Regions from separate parts of the Homo sapiens genome. Here region 2 is linked to region 1. A link is a loop called in an ENCODE intact Hi-C map of the cell type or tissue named here. Cell type or tissue: PC-9. All regions are shown on one strand. Each heading gives the region's core, and the rest is flanking DNA. Links, peaks and the distances in the headings are about the cores only.

What was found. Hi-C counts contacts between places; a loop is a spot of excess contacts. Peaks named below come from ENCODE experiments on the same cell type or tissue, not always from the same donor. Only the 100,000 strongest peaks of a DNase experiment are listed, where the experiment ranks them.
Region 2: a loop joins it to region 1, with 9 times the contacts of the local background. A loop is called at or near these places in 2 of 110 quality-filtered maps.

Annotation. Positions count from the first base shown.
Region 1 is chr20:49,340,425-49,348,752 of GRCh38, reverse strand. All of the region lies in intron 2 of LOC105372649 (a long non-coding RNA gene), which reads right to left. Among named protein-coding and RNA genes, the nearest start is that of SNORD12, 64 kb to the right of the region's middle. In PC-9, for the core only: no CTCF peak of the experiment used is centred there; DNase peaks (open chromatin) are centred at 3,012 and 3,542; H3K4me3 peaks cover 447 bases; H3K27ac peaks cover 1,185 bases.
Region 2 is chr20:50,081,075-50,089,402 of GRCh38, reverse strand. PEDS1-UBE2V1 (PEDS1-UBE2V1 readthrough) reads left to right here. Exons shown (of 8, transcript NM_199203.3): 7 at 5,149-5,274; 8 at 6,489-8,279. The coding sequence ends at 6,635. It overlaps UBE2V1 (ubiquitin conjugating enzyme E2 V1), which reads left to right. Exons shown (of 4, transcript NM_001032288.3): 3 at 5,149-5,274; 4 at 6,489-8,279. The coding sequence ends at 6,635. Among named protein-coding and RNA genes, the nearest start is that of UBE2V1, 28 kb to the left of the region's middle. In PC-9, for the core only: CTCF peaks have their summits at 3,560 and 3,760 (motif pointing right); DNase peaks (open chromatin) are centred at 1,202, 2,012, 2,762 and 3,772; H3K4me3 peaks cover 1,240 bases; H3K27ac peaks cover 3,070 bases.

The sequences.
Region 1 (8,328 bases), core at 22-8,021:
GTGAGACTATTATCTCATTTAATCCTCATAACAGTCCTATGAGGTACTACTGTCCACCTTATTTTACATTAGAGGGAACTAAGGCACCGAGAGATTAACTCACTTGCCCAAAATGCCACGGCACAGAAGAGGCAAAGCTGAGATTCAGACCCAGGCAGCTTGGCTCCACACAGCCCAGACACTACACACACACACACACACACACACACACACACACACACACACACACTTAGGTAGCATCACCAGGCCCTCCCAGCCTTCAAGCAACTCTCAGAAATGAGAACTCCCAGCCGGGCATGGTGGCTAATACCTGTAATCCCAGCACTTTGGGAGGCTGAGTTAGTCAGATCACTTGAGGTCAAGAGTTCCAGACCAGCCTGGGCAACATGGTGAAACCCCATCTCTACTACAACTACAAAAATTAGCCGGGCATGGTAGCACACGCCTGTAATCCCAGCTACTCAGGAGGCTGAGGCAGGAGAATCACTTGAACCCGGGAGGCAGAGGTTGCAGTGAGTCGAGATCGCACCACTGCACTCCAGCTTGGGCGACAGAGCGAGACTCCATCTCAAAAAAAAAAAAAAAACCAGAAATGAGAACTGCCTCCCCCCAAGACTGAGTGTTTAGGGTCCCCCCATTTCCCAGCCCCCACTCCATTGTCCCCACTGCTTCCCAGCCAAGAGCAAACCTGCGTCCCTGGTGACGCAGGAAGCTGTAGGCTGTCCGGTTGTCATGGCGACAGCCGCTAGCCCCTGTAAACAGTCTCGCCTCCTGGCTGCCTGGGTGAATCGCTCTCACCACCCTCAGACGCTGTGCTCTGGGCCTTGCTGCACACTTGACCCGTTCTTGGTGGCTGGTCGAGCCAAAGATCCAAATGTCTCTGCTGCTTCCCACCTGGGGGGTTGAGGGGACAGGGGGTGTAGAAGCAGAAAACCTAGGTCCTCATCACCCTTTCTGCCCCTTCTGGGCTGTGCGACCTTGAGGAGTCCCTTCTCTTCTCCATGACTCAGGTCTCTTGTCCCTGCTTTACAGGGTGGTCATGAGGAGTTGATGAATTCTTTTCTTCCTTCCTTCATTCATTCAATAAATAATTATCAAACATCTACCATGTGCCAGGCAATGGCCTAAGTGCTAGGGATATCACAGTGACCAAGGCAGACCTGGTCCTCTGGGAGATACACAACAAACCAGTTCTGGGAAGAAAATAATATAGGCGAATGTGTATGACAGGGGAAAGAAAACAGGGCTACTTTTCTTAGGCGATCAGGAAAAGCCTCCCTGAGGAAGTACCATTTGAGCTAGACCAAAAGGAGAAGATGGCCAAGCAAAGCGATGGGAAAAGAAGTATTCTAGGAAGCAAGTGCAGCGTGTGCAAAGGCCCTGAGGCAGGGATGACTCAGCCTATTTACAGGACAGAAGGCCCTTTTCTCAAAATAATGCTAGGAGGGCGGGCCCAAGGTGTGAACTCTGGTGCTGCAGGTGGAGGGAGAGAAAGTGGACATTGACAACGGCTGCTGTGTGGGACAGCAGAAAGAGACGCTTTCATAGCCAGCTGCCACAGGCGCAGCTTCCAGCTCCCGGAGGGGCAGCCCTCAGACTGGGGGTCTGAGCTTCTGCACCAGGATAAAGCAGAACAGTAGCAATAACAGTGCAACATATTCCAGATGCTTTGCCTATATTAACTAGTTTAATCCTTACTACCCTAAGAGAGAGGTTACTGTGATGATTAACAGAAAAGCTGAACACATACCTGGCTGCAAAGCCCATGATCCCAGCTACCATGCTGGAAGCTCTATAAATGAGCAAAGAGACTCAGTCCAAAGCCTCCAGGAGTGGTGGGGACAGTGGCGGATGTGGCCTGTATAGAGGACTCCAGCTCCAGCCCATGTGGCAGTGTGTGGGAATGCAGACTCACAGTGGCAAGATGTTCTAATTTTCTAAAATAAGCCAGACTGTTGTGTGAACTCTCCTGATTTTAAAACGTTGACTCTATTGTTATTTTAAATATCAGACGGTCAAATAAGACATAGCATCATTCTAGACCTCCAGATGAGACCAGCTGCATAATTTGTGGGGTCCAGTACAAAATGAAAATGCAGGGCCCCTTGTTCAAAAATTAAGAATGTCAAGCCAGCGACAGCAGAACGCTAAACCAAGCTCAGCATTCTTGTGAGTGTGGGGCCCTGTGCAAATGGCTGTGCATGTGCATGATGCCAGCTCTGCCTCAAACGTGGGCACTTCCTAAGAACTTGTTGAATTAAATGGAAGGAAGGGGCCGGGCACGGTGGCCCACGCCTGTAATCCCAGCACTTTGGGAAGCCAAGGCTGATGGATCACTTGAGGTCAGGAGTTCCAGACCAGCCTGGCCAACATGGTGAAACCCCGTCTCTACCAAAAAAAATACAAAAAATTAGTCAGGTGTGGTGGTGCATGCCTGTAGTTCCAGCTACTCAGGGAGCTGAAGTGGGAGAATTGCTTGAACCTGGGAGGTGAAGGCCGCAGTGAGCTGAGATTGCACCACTGTGCTCCAGCCTAGGCAACAGAGCAAGACCCTGTCTCTAAATAAATAAATAAATAAAGGGAAGGGAAAAAGGAAGGAAAATGAACATGTGTTGGCACCTACTATGCATCAGACATAGCTTTATAAAATAGCAACACTTTATAAAGCACTCACCACGTGCCAGGCACCGTAGGCATTAATGCATTTAAACCTCACAAGATGGTGCTCTTGTGAATCCCATTTTCCAGATGAGGAAATTGGGACTCAGGGAAGTAAAGCCACTTGGTCACTGCTAATACTGGGGTAGCAAGGGGTGAGGGAGAACAAATGGAAAAAATAAGAGGAAGACCAAGGCAAGAGGAAAAGAAGCCACCCCAAGCCTGTCTCCCAAGCTGGGCTGCACTCAGGTCTCTGCCAAGACCGCGTGGAATTTGGGGAGGCCGCCACACCCCGGAGAAGGGCCCGTGGCATTTCTGAATCACGGTGCCATCCGCCCCGGTTTGGCTTCTCTCCGGCGATCCAATTACTAAATGTAGCCGCATTCTTTAAAAATGTCTTTCCTCTTATGTAATGCAATAGTGACAAACGCCAAACAGATGGTGCTGTGACAAGCTTTTTAAAAGTTGATTAGGAGCTCATCTTTCAAAATTAATGTATGGGCATTTAAACAAGCTCCAGCCGGCCACAAAACTCAATTGAGAATCCATATGGGACAAATCGCTTGATGGACTGGCTACATTGACCACCTTCCCGGCCAGGGTTTGACGTGAAAAGTTTGGGGAATGGTAATAGCACGGGTCACGTTGACTTGTGAGCAATGGGCAAAAGATACCTGGTTTGGGCAGAGGGGAAAAATGCCTTGGGCCTCCCAAAAGCCCAGGAGGCTGGAGCCTCCTCAATCTATTTACCAAGACTTTTTTATTTTTTTTTTCAAAATTGTACATTGTCTTCGAGAGAGCGGACCGTCTCTCCCTGCCTCGGGAGGGAAGCGGGTTAGTCATAAACTATGTCAGATGCTGCCAGCGAGCAGCTTCACCCCCACCCTTTCTTCCTCAGTGTTCAGGGATGAGATCATTTCATTTGGAGCCAATTATAGACGGAGAATGCTGGGGATGTGCAAAGAAACCTCCTCAGAACCCTTCCCTCCCACATCACAGGCTGTACCCTGCCAGGATGGGCAAGAACAAGAGGCCAGGCGCCCAGCCCCAGGTTCGACCCCAGGGTTTCTGAAGGCCATGCATTCCTAAGCCTTAGCTTGGACCTGTCAAGCTAGGATGCCAGGCTGTTGGCTAGACAAACCCTGTTGGCCTCAAAAGTTCAGGGCTGTATGGGCCCTTAAAGATCATCGCTGTTCAGATGAGGAAACTGAGGCTCAGAGAAGGGAAGTGGCTTGCTCAAGGTCCCATGGCAAGTTGGCAGCAAAGCCACAGAGATGAATGGTGGCTTCTCTGCCACCCACGAGGAGGATGTCTGTGGCCTGAAACATTCCCAGCATCCATTCCCATTGCTTCTGATACAAGGGTCCCGAGTTTTCCTTCTTGGTTCACGTGGTTCAAGTAGGACTGACCATGCCTCCACTTCCAAGGATATGCACCTGACCCAGCACCGGCCAATCAAAACAGTGCATTCCCCCACCCTCCCCCCACCCATTGATTCAGGAATATGAACCAGGGGTGTGAGATGAGCCTGGTCAATAAGCAGCAACCCCAGACCTGTAGCTGAGACTGAGACCATTGGAAGTGAGATGCTGTCTTCAGCTTTGTGATGCAGAATGGGGAGGAAGAAAGCCTAGAGCTGCTGGCAGCCATTAGTGCCACCACAGGATGCCTACCTAAGCACAAAGTCAACAGAGAGGAGAGCAAGGCCAAAAGAAAGTGAGGCAGTGGCTTCAACCTTTAAACCCCTGGATCCAGCCATACCTGAAGGCAGTCTTATCCTGGATATTTTCTTTACATGAGTCAATAAATTATCCTTGCTCGAGCTGGTTGAGTTCTTTCACTCATTTCCCAAAGGGCCTTGACTGATAGACTTGGAGGTCCTCAGGTGTAGGACAAGGCTCCAAAACATAACACTGAGTGCTCCTCGTCTCCATCCCCAACACATTGCTGGCCTCTTCCCCAGAAGATTCCCTAAGTCCCTGCACAAGTTCCAGCAACACACTCCAAAGGGAGTACCCAAGGTAAATGTCCCATTTTATGGTACGCAAGAAACGGCTCTGCCTTCTGGGTACCCATAACCAAGCTGCTCCCCACCACAGCCTCTGCCTTCCTATTTCGTCAAGAGCACAAGCTTTGCAGTCCAGTTCAAAGCCCAGCTCCAACGTTTCCTAATCATGAGAACTTGGACAAGTCATGTGACTATCCTGAAGCTCAGTTTCCCATCTGTGAATGGGGAAAAGATCACCTACTTTACACGATCCATGAGAGGATTAAAACAGGCACCACCACTATTTAGAGGCTGAAAAAATGGGTAGCTACCAAGAGCTACAAAAAGTCTATCCTGCAGAGCTGGGGCAATTGTCGAGCACGGTGTGTTTGGGAAGACAGCACCTACACACATCAAATGATTTCCACCTAAAACAGCTTCCTGCAGCCAAAACAAGTGTACGGGTAGAGGCAGGGAATGCTGGCTGTGGGGTACGAGTCGGACAGCCCCTTGCTGGCCTCGTGGCCATCTGCTTCTTTCTCCCCTCCGCTGCCCCTTGGCCCAGGATTCTCGCCCCAGACCAGCACACACAGGTGCTACTGACATTCTCACCCAGTGATTCATTCACACTCCCAGAGAGCAGCAACAGACAGTGATTCCCAGGAGCGTCCAGAGTCCTGATTTAGGAAGGAGGATAGAGTAGCAGTAACATTTGAACAAGTTCCTGCCCAGTCCCAAGGACAGCTGAAAGATAAACCTCCTGCTCCAACCCCACCGCAGGGAAGCCTGAACCTGCCCGCTTAGAACCAGGAAGAGATTGAGCTATGATTCCCCCAAAAGGTTCTTTATTCATTACAGCGGCGCTTCCTGAAGCGGGGGACTCACATTTTAGGTCGTTTTACCCGAACCCAGGATGTAGCATTAAATAACTGACTCCAGTACTGATCCAGGCTACAAGATGGGAGAACCTTGAAAACATTCTGCCAAGTGAAAGCAGCTAGTCACGAAAGACCACATATTGTGTGATTCCATTTATATGAAATGTCCGGAATAGGCAAATCCATAAAGACAGAAAAAGATTAGTGATTGCTGAGGGCTAGAGGGGTCGGAGGAAGGAGAGGCTGCTAACGAGTACAGGGTTTCTTTCAGAGGAGGATAAAAATGCTCTAAATTGGACTGTGGTGATGGTTGTACAATTTTTTCTATATACTGAAAAGAATTGAACTGTACACTTTAAATGGGTGAATGGCATGGTATGTGAATTCACTGTTAAAAATGTTTATAACAACTGACTCCTAAAGGAAAAAAATTAGCCTCCTTTTAAGCCTTTTTTTTTTTTTTAATTTATTTTGAGACAGGGTTTCCCTCTGTTGCTCAGGCTGGAGTGCAGTGGCCCGATCTCGGCTCACTGCAACCTCTGCCTCGCAGGCTCAGGTGATCCTCCCACCTCAACCCCCTGAGTAGCTGAGACTACAGGCACCCACTACCACACCCAGCTAATTTTTGTATCTTTTTTTTTTTTTTTAGAGATGGGGTTTTGCCATTTTGCCCAGGCTGGTCTCAAACTCCTGGGCTTAAGCAATCCTCCCACCTAGGCCTCCCAAAGTGCCAAGATTCCAGTATAATTTTTCTAATTTGTCAAGGAGCAAGTCTCCATTGGCTATGAGTGTGTTCTTCCTATCACTCCACACTGGCTGGTTTCTTGTCTGAATCAGGAGAACAGGCTTCATGCTCAGCATCTTGAGCAGGCAACAGTGGACTTCTCTGGTTTCCATTGTATTTATTTTTCTGATTGTCTTTTTTTTTTTTTTTTTTTTTTTTGAGACAGAGTCTCATGCTGTCACCCAGGCTGGAGCGCAGTGGTGGTGCCATCTCGGCTCACTGCAACTCCATCTCCCGGGTTTCAAGCAATTCTCTGCCTCAGCCTCCCAAGTAGCTGAGATTACAGGTGCCCACGACCATGCCTGGCTCATTTTTGTATTTTTAGTAGAGATGGAGTTTCACCATGTTAGCCAGGCTGGTCTCAAACTCCTGACCTCAGGTGATCCACCCGCCTCGGCCTCCCAAAGTGCTGGGATCATAGGCGTGAGCCACCATGCCCAGCCTGATTGTCTTCTTAGTATAGCAACTGATCATTCATTTATTCATTTGTTTTTATCAACAAGTATTTATTGAGCATTATTGTGTGTCAGGCACTATTTTAGGCCCAGGGACACAGAAACCAAAACCCCTGCCCTCATGAGGCTGATATACTGTGCAGGGAACCTAAGCAGTAGGTGCAGCTCCTGAGTTCGAATCCCCACTCTGCCACTCACTAACTGCAACTTCCAGCAAAGTGGCCAAACCTCTCTGAACCTCAGTTTTCTCACATGTAAAATGGGGATAATCATTGCATCTAACTCAGAATCCAATGAGTGAGTATGTATAAAAGGCTGAGACAGTGCTTGGCACTCTTACGGGTGCTTAATAAATGTTTGCTATTATTGTTTATTTTATTTTATAATTGTGATAAAATGTTTCCTCTTTAAACATATATTTAAGTAGTTTTCTTTTCAAATAAATTTATTTGAGTAAAGAAAAGAAGGCTGGGCATGGTGACTCACACCTGTCATCCCAGTACTTTGGGAGGCCGAGATGGGTGGATCACTTGAGGTCAGGAGTTCGAGACCAGCCTAGCCAACATGGTGAAACTCCATTTCTACTAAAAATACAAAAATTAGCTGGGCATGGTGGTGTGCACCTGTAGTCCCAGCTACTAGGGAGGCTGAAGTGACAGAATCGCTTGAACCTGGGAGGCCGAGGTTGTAGCAAGCAGAGATTGTGCCACTGCACTCCAGCCTGGGTGACAGAGGGAGATTCTGTCAAGAAAGAGGGAAGGAAGGAAGGAAGGAAGGAAGGAAGGAAGGAAGGAAGGAAGGGAGGAAGGGAGGGAGGGAGGGAGGGAGGGGGGAGGGGGAGAGGGAAGGGGGGGAAGGGGGAGAGAGAAGGGGGGGAGAGGGAAGTGGGGGAGGGAGACAAGGGAGGGAAGGAGGGGCTGCGCACGGTGGCTCATGCCGGTAATCCCAGCACTTTGGGAGGTCGAGTTAGGCACATCACCTGAGGTCAGGAGTTCAAGACCAGCCTGGTCAAATGGTGAAACCCCATCTCTACTAAAAATACAAAAATTAGCCAGGCATGGTGGTGCACGCCTGTAATCCCAGCTACTCAGGAGGCTGAGGCAGGAGAATCGCTTGAACCCTGGGAGGTGGAAGTTGCAGTGAGCTAAGATCACCCCACTGTACTCCAACCTGGGTGACAAGAGTGAAACTCCATCCAAAAAAGAGAAAAGAAAGAAAGAGAGAGAGAGAGGGAAGGAAAGGGAAGGGAAGGGAGAGAGTTCATTAAAAAATTAAGTATACAATAAGGAGAATAGGGCAAGGGCCAGGAGAGTGTGTCTGGGAGATGAAATGTGGGAAGCCCTGAATGGGCAGGAGATGTCAGTAGGACCGTGACTCAGCTGGCACTGAGTGGAAGCATAAAGCTATTTTCAGTGTCAACATAACGACAAGGCTTGTTCCTTCAGTCTCAAAATTGCAGATTTCTCCCAACTCTTTGGTTCTGCGGGATCCCAAGCCCTGCAGTTTCCCTGCCATCCCCGAGGCTTTGGAAAGACGGTTAGGGGGTGCAGACGCTAGATGAAGACG
Region 2 (8,328 bases), core at 94-8,093, 740 kb before region 1:
ATCCTGGCATCAGCAGTGTGTTTCAACCTCCAGCTTTCTGGGGACATTCACAAAACCAGCCTCATCACATCCCGCCAAGCCCCCTCCTTGGAGGTTCTAGCAGCAGCCAGGCAGCACCCCTTCCTCAGAGTTCTGAGTTCAACTCTTCAGACCTCTTCCTTAGCCTCCAACCCTGGTAAACTCAACCCTGGTAAACTCCAGCTTATCCCCCCCTCCCTTAAGAGTTTCCATCCTGCTTCATTTCGTTATTACATCTGTGTTAGCTTAGATTCCCTTTGAACATTTTCAGTCCACTGACGCCTGTTTAAGCAATGTCTTATATTAAATTCTGTTATAAAACCTAGTGTGGAGTCTTTTTTCCTGATTTATCCCTAACTGCCATATCCCCACTCTTCTCCCCAACAGTTACTGTGATCTGCATTCTAACATAGCATGTACCCACATTGTACATTAAACGTAATTTGTATATAACTATGTAAGATTGGAACTGAATAGCAGGTGACTGGTTGACCTAATGTTTCCTTTTTGTATGTTTAGATTTTGTAATTTTCCTTGCATATTTTTGTAATTAATACCTTTTTCCTTTTCTCATATCTCATACTTTTTTTTTTTTTTTTGAGATAGGGTCTCATTCTGTCACCCAGGCTGAAGTTCAGTGACACAATCACAGCTCACTGTAGCCTTGACCTCCTGGGATCAAGTAATCCTCCTGCCTCAGCCTCCGAAGTAGCCAAGACCACAGGCGCACCACCACACCTGGCTAATTTTTTTTTACTTTTTGTAGAGACAGGGTCTCACTTTGTTGCCCAGGCTGGTCTTGAACTCCTGGGCTCACGCAGTCCTCCTGTCTTGGCCTCCCAAAGTGCTGAGATTACAGGCGTGGGCCACCGTGCCTAGCCTAGCTCATACATTTTTAAAACAAATTTTATTTTCTAATACTTACAGGCTTATAGAAAAGTTGCAAAGGTAGTACTTCCTGTGCTACCTTTTCCCTGTTGCTAGCATCTTATGTTATTATGGTACATTTGTCACAACCAATAAACCAACGTTGATACATTATTATTAGCTAAAGTCCATACTTTATTCAGGTGTTCTTAGTTTTTACTTATATCTGTTTTTTGTTCCAGAATCCCATCCAAGATACCACATTACACTTAGTCATCATATCTCTGGCTCCTCGTGGCAATGACATTTCTCAGGTTTTTCTTGTTTTTGATGCCCTTGGCTGTTTTGAGGAGTACTGGTCAGGTATTTTGTAGACTGTCTCTCTATTGGAATTTGTCTTTTTTTTTTTTTTTTTTTAATGATTAGACTGGGGTTATCTCATATGTATGCATTTGGCCCAGGAAAAATTTATAATCTCCAGGCTCTGGGCCTGTAGTGCCTAATGGACAAAGTAGCCTGTGTGCACACAAATATATCCAGAATTGGAAGAAAGTGTATGTCTGCTTTTATAGGCTATACATATCCTACAATGTATCGTCTATACCTGGTGCCATGTTTTGCCAGTCTTTCGTATGTGTGTGTGTGCCCAAGGAGTGTCCCTCGGCCTTTGAGAAGGCTACGAAGTCTCCGGGTTATATGAATATGCCATGTTCATATAGTCCCTTGCAAGGAGACATGTAGATTGTAGTTATTTTTGCTATTGCAGACAGTGCTTCACATTTTGTGCACAAGTTTGCGTCTCTCTGAAGGAAATTGCTAGGAAGGGGCCTGCTGGTCTGAGCATGCCCATTTCACATGTTGATGAGCACTGCCAAACGGCTCCACAAAGCATGAGCCATATCAACAAAGTGGAAAGTGTTTGTTTCATGATCAAATAATGAATCTTAAGAGCAGTATTTCTCACAGACGCAGAATGTTCCAGCAATTCTCCTTCAGGCACATTTCCTTTGCTGAAACCTTTTTAGCAGGTCCCTGGAGCACTCATGAACAAAATAAAAAAACCAGAAACCCTGTAACCCTGGTTTCTATTAAAGTCTAGCTTGGGGCTTTTTTTTTTTTTTTTTGACAAAGTGTCGCAATGTCACCCAGGCTGGAGTGGAGTGGTGCAGTCTCGGCTCACTGCAACTTCCACCTCCCAGGTTTAAGCAGTTCACCTGTCTCAGCCCCCCGGTTAGCTGGGACTACAGGCACCTGCCAATATGCCTGGCTAATTTTTGTATTTTTAGTAGAGACAGGGTTTCATCATGTTGGCCAGATGGGTCTCGAACTCCTGACCTCAGGTTATCCACCCACCTCGGCCCCCCCAGATGCCGAGATTACAGGCGTCATCCACCGCACCCAGCCTTAGCTTGGGGTTTTTTGTTTTTTGTTTTTTGTTTTTGAGATGGAGTCTCGCACTGTCGCCCAGGCTGGAGTGCAGTGGCGCAATCTCGGCTCACTGCAAGCTCCACCTCCCGGGTTCGTGCCATTCTCCTGCCTCAGCCTCACAAGTAGCTGGGACTATAGGCGCCCACAACCACACCCGGCTAATGTTTTGTATTTTTAGTAGAGACAGGGTTTCACCGTGTTAGCCAGGATGGTCTCGATCTACTGACCTTGTGATCCGCCTGTCTCGGCTTCCCGAAGTGCTGGGATTACAGGCGTGAGCCAGCTCACCCGGCCTTAGGTTGGGGCTTTTAAATGACCCTTCAGGTGTGTGTCTGTGATGACTTGAGGCTTTTTTTTTTACTGTCTTCCAGTGAAATTACCAGATGAATATCAGTGGTGAGAAATTTGATTCCTTAAAATGTAAGGAATTTCATTCTTGAATTGTGTGACAAAACCAGGGAGCATGATTTTTGCTCCATTCAGGATCTATTCAGTCAACACTGAGTATATAGTTGTTGATGGAGACTATGATAGGTTCTGAGGATGGATCTGTTATATTCTCCATAAATCTGTATGTGAGTCATGCCTTTGTTTGCTTCCTACTTGTTCTGTTTACTGGGTTTTTTTTTTCTTTGAGGAAACACCTTAATTGCAATGAGGTGTTTATTTTATAATATAAAAGTGTGAAGAGAAACATTCAACAAACATTTGAGTACCAATTCAGTTGAGGGCCCCTGTCAAGGCCCCCACCCTCCTTTTTCTGTGTTTAGTGAGGGTGTCTGATGCATAACTGAGCCTCAGTTGGGAGGGGCTGAGGGGATCGGGAACACTTCCAAGGGGAAGCAGCTGGGGTGAGAGCCCCAAGGTGGAGAGAACTTGGCAAGGTTGAAGAGGAATGGTGGGCAGGGGAGGGAGAAGAGTAAAAGAAGAGGCAGTTAGGGCTGCCCGGGTCAGTCTGGGAACTTTGGCTTCCTCTTCAGGTCACTAGGAGCCATCAGAGGGTTAAGCCAGCAGAGACAGCTTCCTGTTTTTAAGACGTTGGTCTGGCTGCTGTGCCGGGAGCAAGAGAGAAAGAGACTTGGGGGAGTTCAGAAGAGGTGACGGTGGTGGAGGAAAGTGGATGGATATGGGGTCTCTTTCAGAGGTAGAACAGTGGGGTCTCTTTCAGAGGTAGAACAGTGGGACCTTCTGACCACTGGCAGGTAGAGGGTAAGGGAGAGGGGAATTGGGTTGCCTGCTAGTTTTTGCTTTAGCTAACTGGGTAGATGCTGATGTCATTCACTGAGGAGGAAGAGGGCAGGTTGAGGGTAGGTAGAAATTCACAGTTTTGGTTTGGTTGTAGTTTGGGATCCCTGTGGACAAGAAAAGTTTCCATGGGTATATTATGAATGCCTTCTGAATCAAGGGTTTAAATCACATCCTCTGATTTATTCTCCCCAAAGACCACTAGATGCCGCTGTTTACACGGGAGCAATTATGCAGTACAAGACTCCTTTCCTGAGGAGAGGGCACGGATGCCGGAGAGGGTACTGATGCCGGAGAAGGCACTGATGCCTGACAGGGGAACCCACAGAGAGGGGAGCCCCTGCCTTTGAGGGGGTTACTCTTTACTGGGAGACATCACCCTTCAGTGTGGTCTTCAGACACATGTGATAGCAGTGTGACTTCATATGGGATAGAAAGCTAGGGACTAGGTAGTGTTTGAGCTGGGTCTTCAGGGTTGCAAGGCATTTCAGGTGGGGGCAGGACGCTCCAAGCAGAAGGAACAGCCGGGCAACAGAGCGCATCTCCCTGCTTATGGGGTAGATGGTACAGTGAAGAGGTTATTGGCATAGGGGGTTGGACTTTTCAGTGTTTCTCAACAAAGGCACAGTTAGCCTTTTAAAGAAGGACGGTTTTTGGCTGGGTACGGTGGCTCATGCCTGTAATCCCAGCACTTTGGGAGGCCGAAGAGGGCAGATCAGCTGAGGTCAGGAGTTCGAGACCAGCCTGACCAACATGGAGAAACCCTGTCTCTACTAAAAATACAAAATTACCCGGCCATGGTGGCACATGCCTGTAATCCCAGCTACTCAGGAGACAGGAGAGTCACTTGAACCCGGGAGGCGGAGGTTGCGGTGAGCCGAGATCGCACCATTGCACTCCAGCCTGGGCAACAAGAGCAAAACTCTGTCTCAAAAAAAAAAAAAAAAAAAAAAGACTGCTTTTCCCTGTGCTGCCTCACCCATTGAATGCCAGTAATCTCTCAGGTCAGACTACCAAAAAAAAAAAAAAAGACTGCAGGGAGGGATGGAACACCCCAGTTGAAATCCCTTACCCAGTGCCTAACCCCGGAGTGATGGAGAAGGGGGAAGCAGCTCTGAGTCTGCACCCCTCCCTCGTCTTGTCTTAATTTTGAGGTTCTCTAAAGCAGTGACCTGTTCTGTGCTTTAATACCACATAGTGTTATTTAACTGATTGGCTGATGATCCTGGTGAGTGGACATTTAACTCGGCTTCCTAGAATAGAGAATGCCTCTTACCATTCCCCAGAGAAGGACTGCAAAGTAGAGAAATTAACATAAAAACAGGTCCCTCTGATTAGACTTAATACTAAAAACTTCACTGGTACTAGCTTAAATGCTCCATCTTCTTTGTATTCCCCCAAGGCCCGGAAGTCATATAAACTAGTGTAGGAACTAGTATAGAACTGCTGACCTACCACAGAACAAGTAGACTCCATGCTGGAAGCAGATGTACCAGTTCTACAGTCAGGGATAAATGGGGTTTCACAAGCTCTACCTTTTTGAATGCTTTGTTTGTAATTGCGTGACATCTCCGTACTCTTTTTTTCCAGACAATTTATGAAAACCGAATATACAGCCTTAAAATAGAATGTGGACCTAAATACCCAGAAGCACCCCCCTTTGTAAGATTTGTAACAAAAATTAATATGAATGGAGTAAATAGTTCTAATGGAGTGGTAAGTTGTTTTCTCTGTCCCACTTGTTCCTTGGAGTTGACAGTTGCTTTGTACTTAACATCAGGAGCTTTTAGACTGGGCCCAATTCCTAGGTTCTTTGGTTATTTGTTGATAAACTGTATCACTGTGCATAGGAGCACAGATTTGGGATGGGGCCTGTTTCCCAATTATATCTGGCGATCACTCATATAGCACTTACCCTGGGCTAGTTCTGTGCTGGTCGCTTTGAAATATGAGCTCTTTCCTCATGCCACCCCAGTGAGGTAGAGATGAGGAAACTGAGGCACAGACGTGGAAGATCTTTCCCAGGGCTACACCTTTACCCCCCTGGGCCTTATTTGTGAACCACTGGCATGTAATATTTTTTTCCTTTAATGGCCTTGCTTTTTTATTTTTACTACCATAAATGAAAAACCTGTCTCAGTTGTCATAACTGGGCAATAATGGCAACAGTAAATATTACAAAAACAGAGCAATGTTAATAAATCTTGACTCCATGTGTCATTTGCCAAAAGCTTTGAGCCTTTGAGGCCTGCTCTCCTGTTCAAAGAGGAGATCAGCAAGTGTTGAAGGGATGCTACACATGTTAACGTCACGCCAAGCCTTCGTCTTTGAGATACTCAGAAGACTGGAAAATTGAAAAGAGATGAGCTTTGTTACAGTGTGTTTAGTGTTTAATCCTGAATCTGAGTTCCACCTAAAGTCCTGAGCCCAGAGCTCAACCTGTGCTTTGGGGAATTTATTTTGGGAAATGCTGCCTTAACCTGAGAGGTGCTGGCTCTGTGGCAGGCCCTTGTCACTGGAGCAGGTGTCCTGGCCACCCTTTGCCTTGGCTGTCCGTACTGCCCTGCATGCACATCTGTCCCCCTGACCTGGGCGCAGTGAAGAGGACAGGTCCTGAGCCCGGCAGCCGCCAGCCCAGCAGCGGCCATTATTGAAGAGCCAAGTAGGGCTGGGTTGAGTCTCACCCAAGTGTCAGTACCACCGTTTCCTTATCCCAGATAGTAATGGTTCAGGGCACAAAAGGGAAAGGCAGGCTGACTGGAGGGAGGGACTCTAGCAGGTAGGTATTCCGCATGTAAGGTATTAGGATTAGCAGCAGGTTCAGCTTAAAAAGTACATCTTACTCCAGTTTGCACCTTAGCTTAACCCCGGCATATAGCTATTTTGTTTGAGAGTCTGAGAGTAATTTGCTTTTGTTTGCCTTGTTGTAGGTGGACCCAAGAGCCATATCAGTGCTAGCAAAATGGCAGAATTCATATAGCATCAAAGTTGTCCTGCAAGAGCTTCGGCGCCTAATGATGTCTAAAGAAAATATGAAACTCCCTCAGCCGCCCGAAGGACAGTGTTACAGCAATTAATCAAAAAGAAAAACCACAGGCCCTTCCCCTTCCCCCCAATTCGATTTAATCAGTCTTCATTTTCCACAGTAGTAAATTTTCTAGATACGTCTTGTAGACCTCAAAGTACCGGAAAGGAAGCTCCCATTCAAAGGAAATTTATCTTAAGATACTGTAAATGATACTAATTTTTTGTCCATTTGAAATATATAAGTTGTGCTATAACAAATCATCCTGTCAAGTGTAACCACTGTCCACGTAGTTGAACTTCTGGGATCAAGAAAGTCTATTTAAATTGATTCCCATCATAACTGGTGGGGCACATCTAACTCAACTGTGAAAAGACACATCACACAATCACCTTGCTGCTGATTACACGGCCTGGGGTCTCTGCCTTCTCCCCTTACCCTCCCGCCTCCCACCCTCCCTGCAACAACAGCCCTCTAGCCTGGGGGGCTTGTTAGAGTAGATGTGAAGGTTTCAGGTCGCAGCCTGTGGGACTACTGCTAGGTGTGTGGGGTGTTTCGCCTGCACCCCTGGTTTCTTTAAGTCTTAAGTGATGCCCCTTCCAAACCATCATCCTGTCCCCACGCTCCTCCACTCCCGCCCTTGGCCGAAGCATAGATTGTAACCCCTCCACTCCCCTCTGAGATTGGCCTTCGGTGAGGAATTCAGGGCTTTCCCCATATCTTCTCTCCCCCACCTTTATCGAGGGGTGCTGCTTTTTCTCCCTCCTCCTCAAGTTCCTTTTTGCACCGTCACCACCCAACACCTTCCATGACACTTCCTTGCTTTGGCCAGAAGCCATCAGGTAAGGTTGGAAAGAGCCTCTGACCTCCCTTGTTTAGTTTTGGAACCATACTCACTCACTCTCCACCAGCCTGGGAAATGAATATTGGGTCCTCAGCCCTGCCACCCTCTGCTGTCATCAGCTGATGCATTGTTTTTAGCTCAGGTTTTGATAAGGTGAAAAGAATAGTCACCAGGGTTACTCAGACCTGCCAGCTCTCGGAGTCCTTGGTGGTTGAACTTGGAGAAAGACCGCATGAAGATACTTGTAAGCACACATGATCCCTCTGAATTGTTTTACTTTCCTGTAACTGCTTTTGCTTTTAAAAATTGAAGAAGTTTTAAACAGGGCTTTCATTTGGTCATCCTTGCAATCCATTGGGGTCTAGTTTGGAATCTGACAACTGGAACAAAAAGAACCTTGAATCCGGTGCATGCCTTGGTTTTGGTGCTGCTGCTGCTTCCCAAGATCCTCAGCAGGGATTAAGAAGGAACCCGGTGTGCACAGCAGATCCCCGAAATTGGTGGGCTTGACCTCCTGGCAAATTGCTGCGTCTTTCCACTTGCTGTTCAGGACCACTAAATGCTGAAATGTGGATGCATACCGAAATAAAAGCAATTCATTGTGTACTAAAGGTTTTTTTTTTTTTTTTAATTTAGTATTTGTGTAAAACCACCTTTTGAAGCAGCAACTATCAAGTCTGAAAAGCAATTGATGTTTCCATTAATCTTTTTCTGGGGGGAAAACCTTAGTTCTAAGGATTTAACATCCTGTAAGTGAAGTTTAACATAACAGTATTCCATAAGCAGCCTTTTTATTGTCAGACCATTGCCTGATTTTAATATAATAAAAAAAAAGTGTGCGTTAATATTTAACAGGCTGTACTTTTCTTCCTCTTGGCATATTAGGGACAGAATTTAATGT